2 separate regions of the Homo sapiens genome follow, and region 2 is linked to region 1. Evidence: chromatin contacts called from ENCODE Hi-C or POLR2A ChIA-PET data. All regions are on one chromosome and are shown on one strand. Each heading gives the region's core, a stretch centred on a gene start or an enhancer-like site at or near the end of the contact. The rest is flanking DNA. Distances are from core to core; before and after follow the strand shown.

Region 1 (7,323 bases), core at 2,622-5,121:
GATTTTCGAATGTTAAACTAATCTTGCATTCCTGGGATAAACCACACTTGATCATAATGGCTTTTTTACATATTGTTGAATTCAATACTTGTCTGTACATTTCTTTTCTTGTAATATCTTTATCTTTAGTATCAGGGTATTGCCAGCTTCATAGCATGAGTTGGGAAGTATTCCTTCCTTTTCAAGTTTCTGGAAGAGTTTATGTAGAGTTGGTAGAATTTCTTTCTTAAATGTCTGGTAAAATTCCCCACTGAAGCCATCTGGGCCTAGAGGGTTTTTGTTGTTGTTGTTGTTGTTTTGTTTTGTTTTGTTTTGTTGTGTGTTTGAGGGGAGGTTTTGAAAGGTTATACCTATTAAGAAATTTTCCTGTATGAGACAGCAAAAACAAAACTCTCTTTCCTACTCCCACACTCAACACAGAATACCTCATGTCACCAAAATGTGGGTGGGGGGTTTCCCCACATATCAAGTAATTCTCCAGAAGACATCAACAGAGTGTCCTACGATTCAATTCAATTCTGACACTTTTTTTTTCTTTTGAGACAAGAGTCTCACTCTGTCACCCAGGCTGGAGTGCAATGGCATGATCTCGGCTCATTGCAACCTCCGCCTCCCGGGTTCAAGCGATTCTTGTGCCTCAGCTTCCTAAGTAGCTGGGATTACAAGCATGTGCCACCATGCCCAGCTAATTTTTGTATTTTTAGTAGAGATGGGGTTTCGCCATGTTGGCTAGGCTGGTCTCGAACTCCTGGCCTCAAGTGATCCGCCCACCTCGGCCTCCCAAAATGCTGAGATTACAAGCGTGAGCCACTGTGCCTGGCTGATTCTGACACTATTTACCTGGAGCTGGCGTTAGAGTTAGATGCTACGGGTTAAAGTCTCAGGCCCACAAGCCTGACTCCAGCTTCAGATGCCAATTCTAGGTTCCAGGTTGTCAACCTATACTTCTGGCTGACCAGCTATGAATTGAGGTTCTCATGACCCTCTCTGAGGGTACAATAATTTGCTAGAGCAACTCCCAGAACTCAGGGAAACACTTATATTTACTTATTACATTAATAAAGGATGTGATAAAGGATACAGATGAACAGCAGATGAAGAGACACACAGGTCAGGGCTTGAGGGAAGGAGCATGGAGCTCTCGTGCCCTCTCTGGGCCCCTCTCCCAGCACATACATATGCTCAGCAACCCAGAAGCTCTCTGAACCCCACAGTTCTTCAGGGATTTTTATGTGGGCTTTATCATATAGGCATGATCAATTATTAACCCTATGTCCAGCCCCCTTCCTCTTTTTGGAGGATGGGGGTAGGGCTGAAAGTTCCAAGTTTCTAACTGTGGCTTGGTCTTTCTGGTGACCAGCACCCACTTAGGTGCCCACCAAGACATGCCTCATTAGAACAAAAGACACTCCTATCACCCAGGAAATTCCAACAGATTAGGAGATCTGGGTCAAGAACTGCGGTCAAAGATGAAATATTATAACAAAAGATGTACATAGCAACTGATTGCTCAGGAAATTGTAAGAGTTTTAGGAGTTCTGTGCCAAGGACCTGGAGCAGAGAGCAAATATGTATTTCTTATTATATTACAATGTTAAGGCAGGAGAATAGGGTCTGGAGGCAGGGAAACTAAGGCTGGTTTGCACAGACTGACTAGAAGTGAATCAAAAGGAAAACCCTAACTTTCCACACTCAGGTAACAAAAGGATCAGAGGCTGTTCTCTTTCCAACCCTCCTCACTTTCTGCATTGCAGATGAAAAATGGAAAGTACTTCTGATAGGTCCTCTCCCGCAAACAATCAGACTGGTCACAGGCCTAGCCTTCATCTGCACAGGGGTGTAACTTTGAAAATTCACTTCAGCCTCTGATTGGTCACCTTCTGCAACCAATCAGACTGGTTGCAGGCCACTACTTCATTTACATAGGGTCTAACCAAGTAACCAATGGGAAACCCCTAGAGGTTTCTGTAACCAGCACTCTTGAGCCACTTGCTCCAGCCCACTCCCAGTCTGTGGGGCGTACCTTCGTTTCAGCAAATCTGTGCTTTCATTGCTTCATTCTTTCATTGCTTTGTGTGTTTTGTCCAATTCTTTGTTCAAAACGCGAAGAACCTGGACATTCTCCACTGGTAACAATATCAGGCCTATTTCAACTAAGTTGTTGGATTTACTGGCACAAGCTTGTGCATAATATCTATAGAATCTGTAGTGATGTCACCTCTCTCATTCCTAATGTTAGTAATGTGTCTTCTCTCCTTATTTCCATTTATCATTATGGCTACAAGTTTATCAATTGTATTGACCTTTTCAAAGAATCGGCTTTTGTTTCACTGATTTTCTTTATTGGTTTTCTTTTTTTTATCTTCTTTTTTTGAGATGGAGTCTCACTCTGTCACCCAGGCTGGAGTGCAGTGGCACAATCTCGGCTCACTGCAACCTTCACCTCCCAGGTTCAAGTGATTCTCCTCCCTCAGCCTCCCGAGTAGCTGGGATTACAGGCATGCACCACCACGCCCAGCTAATTTTTTATATTTTTTGTAGAGACGGGGTTTCACCATGTTGGCCAGGCTGGTCTTAAACTCCTGACCCCAAGTGATCCACCCGCCTTGGCCTCCCAAAGTGCTGGGATTACAGGCGTGTAATTACACTGTGCCCAGCATGTTTTTCTGTTTTCTATTTCACTGATTTCTGCTTTTATCTTTATTATTTCCTTTCTCCACCTTGCTTTGGGTTTAATTTGCTCTTCTTTTCCTGGTTCCTAAGGTGGAAGCTCAGGCCATTGCTTTGAGACCTTTCCTGATGCAGACATTTACTGCTATATGTTCCCCCACCCCCAGCAGCACTAAGCATTGCTTTAGTGGCATCTCACACATTTTGATATGATGGGCTTTTATTTTCATTCAGTTTAAAATAGCTTCTAATTTCCCTTTTAATTTCTTCTTTGGACTGTGGGTTAGAAATGTGTCATTTAGTTTCTAAGGATTTGGAGATTTTCCAGATAATCTTTCTGTTACTTATTTCTAATGTAATTCCACTGTAATCAAAGAACACACTTTGTATGGCTTGAATCTTTTTAAATTTGAAAATTGCTTTCTGTCCCAGAATATGTCTGTCTTCATAAAAGTTCTGTGTACATCTTATTAAAAACCAGGCTGCCTCCAAGCTGATGTTTCACCACTACCTTTATACAGCCTCCTCCCATGTAACTTGTACGTATATTGGACATGCTGAAAGAAAGGATGAACACGAGTGTTCCCCTGTTGCAGGATATTCAAGTGAAAATGATATGTTATTTAAGGCAATTCTTTAACCACAACAGACATGATCTTTTGCAATATTCTAAAAAGGGAATCCATTCTTTTTTGAAGTTTCAGTCCCTGGCTAATAGGATGGGTGAGGATCAATGAGGAACTCCCTGGTGGATGTGGTTTCTGTATGGGGATCTGACACTGCTTACGCTCGACCGCCAAAAAAAAAAGAAGGAAACCCTGATTGAAGGCCTCCTCTATGTGGCCTCTTTACATGGTCCCGTATTTAATCCAATGTAGTAGAGGTTTTACAGTTCAAAAATACTGATATTCTAGTTCATTACAAGTCACTGCCTACGATCACCAAGCAAATGTTTGAATCCAGGCTTCTTGATGCCAACTGAATTTGATAAGTATGTACTGAGCCCATGCTCTAATCTAAGTAGAGTCTATGCCAGACTCTACTCAAGTGCTGAGATGCAGAGCAGAAGGTGGCAGAGGCCCTGCCTTCCAGGAGCTCCCAGGCCAGCTGGGAAAGAAGACACAGAAACACAGGCCCTGCCAACATATGGCATGAGCTGCAGCTGGGGGTGAACGGGTGCCCTGCGGGCAAAGGACAGCCCCTGTCAGGCCAGTTCAGGCTCCTCCCATGCTGCCTCCCACAGCCAAAGACTGGAGAAGGCAGCCAGAGCTCTGAGAGGCCTCGAAAGACCTCTGTGTTCACTGAAAGGCCACAGAATCCGGAAATGACTGCTCTGGAAGGGCCAGCTCCCTCCCTTTCCTTCCTCCCACCCTCTCCTCTCTCCTTCCCCCATCACTCCTTCCGGGGAAATTTTTATTAACTGACTGCCTCTCCACCAGTTTCTAAGATCTGGCCATTCTAGTTTCCTAGCAGTTGAAATACAATTTCAGCTAACTGCCATAATTTTTAAAAGACAAACAAACATTTGCCTTGACCTAGCTTTCAAGACAAGCAGTATCTATTTTCTACACTGCCTCAGTAGCTTTTGTCCAAATATGTCTCAAAATACTACCTAAGAGATCCTGGGTCCACACCTTAGAATCTACCTCTCAGCAGAAGCATTCTCTGTGGGCTGTTGTGCTCAGCCCTGGGCAGGGACAGAACAGCAGGTGGACAAATTGTCGCATGTACTGCTTGTGATGAGGCTGGGGCCGTGTGTCCTGAGGACTATGGATCGTATAATGATGCAAGAAGGAGAGAAACAGAAGAAAAAGGTTTGGCTTACAAATATAGAAGAACCCTTTGAAACAGATGCCTAAAAAAAACCTAATGGGCTTGTTCCTGCCAGAAAGGAGTCACCCAATACATACCACACATGGTAAGAAGCAGTGTAGCCACATGCCTACGAGAGGGACTCTAGAGTCAGATGACTTGGGTTCAAATCCTTCTGCACCACTTAGAAATGAATCATTTTCTCCATGCCTCAGTTTTCCTCACCTATAAATAGGAGCAATGACAATAAGACCTCACCTCAAGGATGCTGTAAGGATTAAATGATGAGATGAATTACTGTATGTTACATGTTTGGAAAAGTGCTTAAAGAGTAGTAAGTGCTGTACAAGTGCTTGATACTGTCATCATCGTTATCATCATCATCATCAGACTACACTGAACTTTCCAGTCTACAAATTCAAATCAAGAATATGCTACTCTGGGCCAGGCATGGTGGCTCACGCCTGTAATCCCAGCACTGTGGGAGGCCGAGGCAAGCAGATCACCTGAGGTTGGGAGTTCGAGACCATCGTGACCAATATGGTGAAACCCTGTCTCTACTAAAAACACAAAATTAGCAGGGCATGGTGGCACATGCCTGTAATCCCAGCTACTCCGGAGGCTGAAGCAGGAGAATCACTTGAACCCAGGAGGTGGAGGTTGCAGTGAGCTGAGATCACACCATTGCACTCCAGCCTGGGTAACAGAGCAACACTCCGTTTCAAACAACAAAAAAAAAGAATATGCTACTCTGACCACACTAAGAAAAATGTAGCTTATATCCCCCCTGCCCCACCCCCGCCCATTTTCGCCATGGGAAAGGTTTGACATTGAAGACAGAGGAGAAGTATGTTGTGTGACACCAAGTGAGACCATGGGTGCTCAGGCTGGGGCATGGATGTCAGGCTGGGCGCAGCACACATGTGTTTCTTCTGAGGAAGCTGTCAGTGTTCCACCAGTGTTTCTCCCTCAGTGATGGTCAGTTTTCCCAGCTTAGACAACAGAGACTCTAACCGCTGAGAAAATCCACAGCAGGCTCTCCGTCCTGCCTGGCCAAGGGCCACAGTCCCTGTAGCTCCTTCCTCAGATTCCTGCCTGGGACCGCTCCTCCCCACAGCCTGAGCAACAGCCCAGGACCAAAATCAGCCACTCCAGAGCCACCCAGACTGTGCGACCTCCCGTCTCAAGGGACTACAAAGGAGATCGTATTTATTCTTCACATCATGAAGTGCTAGAATTGCACTTGAAAACATTCCTTAGGTGGCATTTCCCAACAGCTCCCTCCTGGCTAAACACACACACGCGCACACACACACACACACACACACACAGTGGCACCAACCACCTCCCTCCGCTTTCAGCTCCTCCTCCTCATGCTGGCTCCTCTGAGTCTTTGGATGTGGCCGCTGTCACACTGCAGGTGAAGTTTTACCCTCTCACGGAAAACAATGAAAAGGTCCTGTCTTCAGTAAACTCCTGGGCCCCTACCTCTCATCTCAGTCCTGGGCACTATTTTGGGATCTGAGAATGCACCGCATGGACCTTTTTAATGCATTCACTCACCCGAGACTATTCTTTCCTATGTGTGTGCATTTCTAGTTTGCTTGGCACAGTACCGTGCTCTCGCGGGTACTGAGTATCTGTCAGGGACTCAGATACAGCACATACTTACTGGGCACCTTTCATGTGACAGCCACTCTGTTTATTTTCACATACTGTCTCATTTGATCATTACAAGTATTATAAACCAGGCTCACAAGGGTTTAGCGGTTTGTCTGAGGTCACACAGCAGCTCAATGGTCAGACCAAGATTCAAACCGTAGGTTAATATAAAGGCCAAAGGGACCTGGGATGATCACCACCCTGGGGTGGAGGGCACAATTCCCTTTGCACCATGCTGCCTGGGGTGAGAAGTCTTTATTATTAAGCAACCGGGTTAGGTAATTATAGTCTAATTACAAACTAAACTAAAATGACCAAAAATGTGTTATGATAAACACAACAATCCTTTCATTTTCCAGTATGGGAGGAGGGACGAAAGACATGCAAAGGTCAGTGTCCACAGCTAGACTGGAAATTCTCCCCTGAGTACGACGAACCTTTTCCTCCAGTTCTGCCCGTAGCCTCTTCCCAAGGGGACAATAAAAATCTCCAGAGCCCTCAGTATCTCCCTCCTATTCTAGCTGTCTTATAAATTAGAAAAGAAGAATTTAAGAAGGAGGCAAAGCAGGGAAAAAAAGAAGAAAGAGGAGGGGAAGGAGGAAAGGAAGAATAGAGTGCGTGGAATGCTGACTTTTCTGCCCACTGAAATTCTACCCAGGCAGCCCTCAGAATCATCAAGACTCTCCTCATTGGCACGTCCAGTGCCCCCAGCCAGGTCCCTTGACACTGCTAAGGACCCCTATTTTTCCTTTTCTCTTTAAGTTATCAACTTCATTGAGGAATAAGTTAAGAACAATAAACTGCATCTATTTCAAGTGTATCACTGATCAGTGGTGACAATTGGTTACACCCAGGAAACCACCATGACTATCAAGATGCAGCACATTTCCGTCAGCTGGGTGTAGTGCCTCACACCTGCAATCCCAGCATTTTGGGAGGCTGAGGCAGAAGGATCACTTGAGGCCAGGAATTCGAGACCAGCCCAGGTAATAAAGCGAGATCCCATCTCTACAAAAAATTTAAAACATTGGCTGGGTGTGGTGGTGCGCACCTATAGTCCTAGCTACTCAGGAGACTGAGGCAGGAGGATCATTTGAGCCCAAGGATTTCGAGGCTGCAGTGAGCTATGATCGTGCTCCTGCACTCCAGCATGGACAACAAAATGAGATCCTGCCTATT
Region 2 (7,323 bases), core at 3,477-5,976, 89 kb before region 1:
GCTTTTTTTTTTTTTGAGATGCCCAGGCTGGAGTGCAGTAGCGTGATTTCGGCTCACTGCAACCTCCACCTCAAGAGTTCAAGTGATTCTCCTGCCTCAGCCTCCCAAATAGCTGGGATTACAGGCACCCCCCACCATGTCCAGCTAAGTTTTTTATTTTTAGTAGAGATGGGGTTTCACCATGTTGGCCAGGCTGATCTTAAACCTTGAACTCCTGACCTCAGGTGATCCACCTGCCTCAGCCTCCCAAAATGTTGGGATTACAGGCATGAGCCACTGAGCCTGGCCAGAATGAGGGCTTTTATGGTAATAAAGGCAAATGGAAGCCGTTAGAACTGTCCTTACCTAGGAAAATGGTAAACCAAAAGCAATACTACAGTCCTGGAGGAAAAGCAGAGATTATTGCCACCATCAATGACTTGAAAGATGCAAAGGTAGTGATTCCCACCATGTCCCCATTTAACTGCTCTAATTGGCCCGTGTAGAAGACAGATGGAGCTTCTAGAATAACAGTAGGATAACATAAGAACCAATGGTGGCTTCAATTGCAGCTGCTGTACCAGATGTGGTTTTATGGCTTGAGCAAATTAACATATCCCTGGTACATGGTATGCAGCTACTGATTTGGCAAATGCCCTTTCTTCCATCCCTGTCCATAAGGCCCACCAGTATCAGTTTGCTTTCAGCTGGCAAGGCCAGCAATGCACCTTTACTCTCCTACTTCAGGACATATCAACTCTCCAGCCCTATTTTATCATTTAGTTCACAGGAATCCTGATTACCTTTCCCTTCAACAGGATATCACACTGGTCCATTACATGATGACATTATGCTGATTGAACCTAGTGAGTGAGAAGTAGCAACTACTCTAGACTTACTGGTAAGACATTTGCATGTCAGAGCGTAGGAAATAAATCTGACTAAAATCCGGGGGCCTTCTTTCTTAATGAAATTGCTAGGGGTGCAGTGGTGTGGGACATATCCCCTCTAAGGTGAAAGATAAGTTGTTGTATCTGGCCCCTCCTACAACCAAGAAAAAGGCACAATGCCTGGTAGGCAAATTTGGATTTGAGAGCCAACATATTCCACATTTGGGTGTGTTACTCCAACCCATTAACAAGTGACCCTAAAGGCTGCTGGTTTTGAGTGGGGTCCAGAACAGGAGAAGGCCCTGCAACAGGTCCAGGCTGCCATGCAACCTGCTCTGCCACTTGTGCCATATGATCCAGCAGATAAAATGATGCTTGAGGTGTCGATGGCACACAGGGATGCTGTTTGGAGTCTTTGGCAGGGCCCTGTAAATCAATCTTATGGAAGCCTTTAGGATTTTGGAGCAAGGCCCTGCCATCCATGGATAACTACCCTCGTTTTGAGAAACAGCTCTTGGCCTGCTACTGGGCCTTAGTAAAAACTGAACACTTGACCGTGAGCCACCAAGTTCCCATGCAATCTGGGCTCTCCATCATGAACTGGCTGACATTGGACCTAACAAGCCATAAAGTTAGGCATGCACAGCAGCACTCCATCATCAAATGGAAGGGGTATATACATACCAGGGCCTGAGCAGCCCCTACAGACACAAGTAAGTCCATCACAGGGAAGAGACTTGGACCTGGTTTACAGGTGGTTTTGCACAATACGCAGGCACCACTTGAAAGTGGGCAGTAATGGCAGCATGACAGCAGCCCCTTTCTGGAACATTGCTGAAGGACAATAGTGAGGGAAATCTTCCCCATGGGCAGAAGTCTGGACAGAGCATATGGTTGTGCACTTTGGTTGGAAGGAGAAATAGCCAGACACGTGATTATATACTGATTCATGGGCTGTAGCCAATGGTTTGGCTGGATGGTCAGGGAATTGGAAGGTACATGACTGGAAAATTGGTAACCAAGACATCTGGGAAAGAGGTGTGTAGATAGACCTCTCTTAATGGGCAAGAAAAAAAAAAATGTGAAGACACTTGTGCCTCATGTAGATGTTCACCAAAGCACCAAAGGGTGACCAAAGACTTAATAATCAGGTGGATAAGATAACACATTCTATGAATACAAGTCAGCCTCTTTCCCCAGCCACTCCATCATCACCCAATGGGCTCATGAACAAAGGGAACATGGTGGCAGGGATGGAGGTTATGCGTGGGCTCAGCAACATGGACTTCCACTCACCAGGGCTAACCTGGCTATGGTCACCTCTGAGTGCCCAATCTGCCAGCAATGGAGATCAGCATCAAGCTCCCAGTATGGCATCATTCCCTGGGGCTGATCAGCCAGCTGCCTGGTGGCATGTTTGTTACATTGGACCATTTTCATCATGGAAGGGCAGCATTTTGTTCTTACTGAAATTGACAGTTACTCTAGATATGGATTTTCCTTCCCTGCACATAATGCTTCTGCCACAGCTACCATCCATGAACTTTCAGAATGCTTTATCCACTGTCATGGTATTCCACACAACATTTCTTCTATTCAAGGAACTCACCACACATCGAAAGAGATAGAACAAAGGGCCCATGCTCCAAGAATTCACTTTCTGACCATGTTCCCCACCATCCTGAAGCAGCTGGCTTAATAGAACAGTGGAATGGCCTTTTATAGACTCAGTTACTGGTAGGCGTTTTGAACCTATTCTGGTTCAGGAGTATGACTGGATAAAAAATAACAACAATAATAATTTTTTTAAAAAAAAGACTCAGTTATAGCATCAGGTAGGAGGTAATACCTTGCACAGCCTGGACAAGGTTCTCCAGATGGCTGTATATGCATGGAACCAGCATCTAATATATGGTTCTATTTCTCCCACAGCCAGGATTCACAGGTCCAGGAATGAAGGGGTGGAAATGATAGTGGCACCACTGACTATTAACCCTAGTGACCCACTAGCAAAGATTTTTGCTTCTCGTTCCCAAGGATTTATGCTCGCTGCTTGCCTAGAGGTCTTAGTTCCAGAAGGAGAAATGTTTCCACCAGCAGACACAAGTTCATTGAACTGGAAATTAAGACTGCCATTCAGCCACTTTGGACTCCTCGTGCCTCTGGGTCAGCAGGCTAAGAGAGGAGTAATGATGCTGGCTGGGGTGATTGATCTGCACTGCCAAGAGGAAATCAGACTGCTACTTCAACATGGACATAAGAAAGAGTATGTCTAGAATGCAAAAGGTCCCTTAGTGTGTCTCTTAGTATTAAGGTCAACGGAAACTACAGCAACCCAATTCAGGCAGGGCTATAAATGGCCCAGATCCTTCACGAATGAATATTTGGGTCACTCCACCAGGTGAAGAATCATTACCAGGTGAAGTGTTTGCTGAAGGCTTAGGGAACACAAAATGGGCAGTAAAAGAAAGTAGTTATAAACACCAGCTATGACCACGTGACCAGTTACAGAAAGGACTGTCATTTTCATGAGTATTCCTCCTTATTTTGTTCCCAATATGTTTGTGTGTATATATATATACACCTATATGAAGTAAATATCTTTATTTTCTTTCCTCTTATTCCCTTATCATGTAACATAAGATGTATTGACTTTATATCAGTATTGAAGTATTGTTAATTTTACATCATATTATTGAAGTTACAGGATATCCAAAGAGTAAAGTTTATGCAAGAACTTTACCTCCTCTTCCAGGGAAGGGATTAGTGAGTTTCAGTTGCAAGCAGGATAGTTGTATCATTGTGGGATAAATTATGACCTTGTTATTGTCTTTATTTGGAGATTAATTATGTTTTAAGGGACATATGGGTGTCAGGTTGATAAGAGGTGGATTTGTAATGGTTAATTTTATTTGTCAACTTGATTGTGTTAAGGAATGTCCAGAAAACTGGTAAAGCCTTATTTCTGGGTGCGTCTGTGAGGATGTTTTCAAAGCAGATGAGCATTTGAATCAGTGGACTGAGTGAAGAAGATCTGCCCTCACCAATGTCGAATTCACTGAGGGCCTGAATAGAACAAAAAAGCCAGAGAAAGGCACATTTTCACTCTCTCCCCTTGAGCTGGGACATCAGTGTTCTCCCGCCTTCTTCCTAACTGAAGCCTTTGGACTCAGTCTGAATTACTCCATTGACCTTCCTGGGTCTCTAATTTGCAGATTATATGTCATGGCAATTCTTAGCCTCCACGATTGCATGAGCCAATTCTCATAATAAACCTCATCTTATTGTTTTCGTTTCTCTGGAAAACCCTGACAAATATATATATATTTCTGTTAAGAGTCTACAACTCTTGTTCTCCCCCTGAGTCTCCACCACTACCTAATAGAAGAAATTGTTAACATTCCAGTCCAGTTCAACGGCGATTTGATCCAATAACAAAGAATCTTGCTATTCAAAGTGAGGCCTGAGCCCAGTGGCACCAGCCTCAGCTGGGGGCTGGCCAGTCTCAGGCCCCACTGTAGACCTACTGAATCCAAATCTGCATTTTGTAAGATCTCCGGGTGGCCTTCATGCAACTGGAACTTTGAAAGGCACTGAGCCAGGGCCTCCAGGGCAGGGTTCAGTCTCTGATAAAAATGCTAGGTCTCTCAGGCAGTGTCCTCCTCCTCTGCCTCTCCCTTTGATCCTGGGCCTCTCTGGCCGGTGGGGCTTCAGGGCTGAAGACTATCACTTACTCAGTGCGGTAGACCTACCAGAGGCCTGGCAAAACTCCCACTTAGCCTAGTTTGTGGTCCTTTGGCACAGGCTTTATGCTGCCCAGAAATAGAGCTTTCCTCTGGCAGCGCCCTCAGCCTGAGTCCCAGCTACTTTTGGGCCCTGCACAAGCCACGTCAGGACCTCAGGCATCCTGGTAAAATGATTCCTGAGAGCCTGCATCTGACTACTGGGGTTCTGACTGACTTATCTGTGACATCCCTTTGCCTGGTGTGGCAGTGGCTTGGATATCAGCCACTCCAGGCCCCTAAATTAGTCAGAGGGCAAGATCAACTACTTTTAAGTAGCCCTTAACTTATCCAAAATATCTTCTCCATGGCCAAAACCCAGAGAGGGGAAGTCAAGAGGCACACAGCAGAAAGCTTCCTCCTTGCTTTCCTGCTGTCCGTTTCAAACCCTCTCTATTAGTCTACTCTCAAGCTGCTAATAAAGACATACATGAGACTGGATAATTTACAAAGAAAAGAAGTTGAATGGACTCACAGTTCTACATGGCTGGGGAGCCCTCACAATCATGGCAGAAGGTGAATGAAGAGCAAAGTCACATCTTGCATGGCAGCAAGCAAGAGAGAGAGAGAGCTTATGCAGGGATACTCCTCTTTATAAAACCATCAGATCTCATGAGACTTATTCACTATCACGAGAATAGCACAGGAAAGACCCACCCCCAGGATTCAATTACCTCCCACCGGGTCCCAAAGAAACGCAGCAGGCAGCACCCACACTCATGCTGACTCTGATTGTCATCGAATCCTCTTCTCTCCAATTCCTAGTGGAGCAAAAGAGAAATTTCCAAAAAGCTATAGTGAGGAAAACAGGCATAGAAAAATGGGTAAGCTTTGCACAGTGACAGTATCGGAGCCAATGAGGTTTATCCGAGGGGCGATTATTGCTAATTGAAAACTTTTCCCAATACCCAGCCGTGACGACTTGAAATACAGTCGGCACTGGCAATTTTTGACAGTCTCTATGGAGACTGAAGTTTGTTGGAATAAAAAAGAAAAATGGATAAAAGGTTTTTAAAACAGAAAGGGGAAAAAAACAGGCCTAAGAGAGGGGTCTCCCCCAGATCTCAGGTTCTGTGAATTTTTTCTCCAGTACTTTCTTTCTGCCATTTTTTTTTTATTTTTTAGAGACGGTCTCACTCTGTTGCCCAGGCTGGAGTACAGTGGTGCACTCATAGCTCACTGTAGCTTTGAACTCTTGAGCTCAAGTGGTCCTCCTGACTCAGCCTCCTGAATAGCTGGGACTACAGGCATGCGCCACCACGCCCGCCTAATTTTTAATTTTTTTTTTTTTTTTTTTTGGTAGAACGTGGTCTCATTAAGTTGTCCAGTCTGATCTCAAGCTCCCGGCCTCAAGCGATCCTCCCGCCTCGGCTTCCCAAAGTGCTGGGATTACAGGTGTGAGTCACCACAACAGGCCCCTAGTCACATTTTAAATTGGGAGCAAGTAATTATATGGCCAATGGCTTTAACTGCCATTAAACAATGGCCATTCTTGGTTCCTGCCCCAAATAGTGAGGCAGGGTCTGCTCAACACTGAAGTCCTGTTGTTGTTGTTTTTTCCCAAACCTGCTCTTTCTGTGGTTTTCACCATCCCAGAAAAATAGTTTCTCCCTCTCTCTTTCAGCTTTCTTAAAATCACATCTGCTAACCCACTTCTCACCACCTCCCCTGCACCATCCTTGGTCCAAGCCAGCATCCTCAGGCACTAGCCTCCGAACTCTTCTCTGTTCTTCTGTTATTGCCCCTCCTGTTCTATTCTCAGGACACCAGCCAGTGCGATTCTTTTAAACATAATTTAGATGACAACACTCTCAAAACAGTTGGCTGGCTTTCCGTCTTACCCATCGTAAAAGCCAAAATCCTACAAGTTCCTGCATTATTTCATCTCCAGTTCACCTTTGGAACTTCATCCTCTCCTCATGTGTCCTCACTTCTTCTGCTCCAGACACCTGGGCCTTCTTGGCTTTTTCCTGAAAAGGCTGGGCCCCCTCCTACCTCAGGGCCTTTGCACTTGCTGTCTCCTGTGACTGTAGGTTGACATCTCTCTGCCCCTATATCTGCAGGCTCACTCCCTTCCCTTCTTCTTCAAGTCCCTGCCCGATGGCACCTGTTCACTATTTAAAACTGCAACCTGAAACCCTTCCAGATGTTTTACCTCTTTCCCAGCTTCCATTTTGCTTGTAACACTCATTGCCATTTGACAGTGAATATTTATTGTCGGTCTCTCTCTCCAGGATAGAAACTCTCTGAGAGCAGGAAATGCTTTTCCACTTTGTTGGCCTTTTTTGTTCCCGGCACCTGGAAGGGCTCCAGGTCACTTGGAACCTGAGGGAGCAAATGGGGAAAGGTAACTACATGTTTGAGATTAGAAGGAGTCACAGAACACCAGCACCCACATGGCTCTTTGCCCTGCCTTCCTGCTGAGCTGCCAGTGTGCCCTCCCACCCAGATGCCTCCAGCCTGCAGCAGGCAGCAGGGAGGAAAGAGAAATGGGGGCTGTGGCTTTGTGTTCCTCTGGACTCTTCAAATGTGCAAAGAAATAACTTAGCAAAGAGGATGCCAGGGAACAGAGGCTGGGCAGGTCAGGGTGTTTCCATTTTTGCAACCTCAGAGAGAAGCTGATGAATGAAATGGAGTGAATTCTCCTGGGAATACCTGAGGTTGGCCATCAC

What was found. A loop is a pair of places that touch in the nucleus more often than their neighbours do. ChIA-PET counts read pairs that join two places held with the same protein, here RNA polymerase II (POLR2A). Pooled maps may share reads with other maps.
Region 2: a map of Right ventricle myocardium inferior shows a loop between it and region 1 (4-fold over the local background). The contact joins two enhancer-like sites. A Hi-C loop is called at or near these places in 1 of 168 maps with a recorded cell type or tissue (Right ventricle myocardium inferior) and 2 of 50 pooled maps. POLR2A ChIA-PET finds 5 or more read pairs at or near these places in 3 of 52 experiments (A673, BJ and activated naive CD4-positive, alpha-beta T cell).

The regions. Positions count from the first base shown.
Region 1 is chr6:150,235,104-150,242,426 of GRCh38, reverse strand. All of the region lies in intron 3 of PPP1R14C (protein phosphatase 1 regulatory inhibitor subunit 14C), which reads right to left. Among named protein-coding and RNA genes, the nearest start is that of PPP1R14C, 96 kb to the right of the region's middle. Within about 2 kb of position 3,871, at least 10 of the 41 ENCODE cell types and tissues checked have a DNase peak (open chromatin) inside an H3K27ac peak, as active enhancers do.
Region 2 is chr6:150,324,919-150,332,241 of GRCh38, reverse strand. It overlaps the pseudogene RNU4-7P. Among named protein-coding and RNA genes, the nearest start is that of IYD, 40 kb to the left of the region's middle. Within about 2 kb of position 4,726, at least 3 of the 41 ENCODE cell types and tissues checked have a DNase peak (open chromatin) inside an H3K27ac peak, as active enhancers do.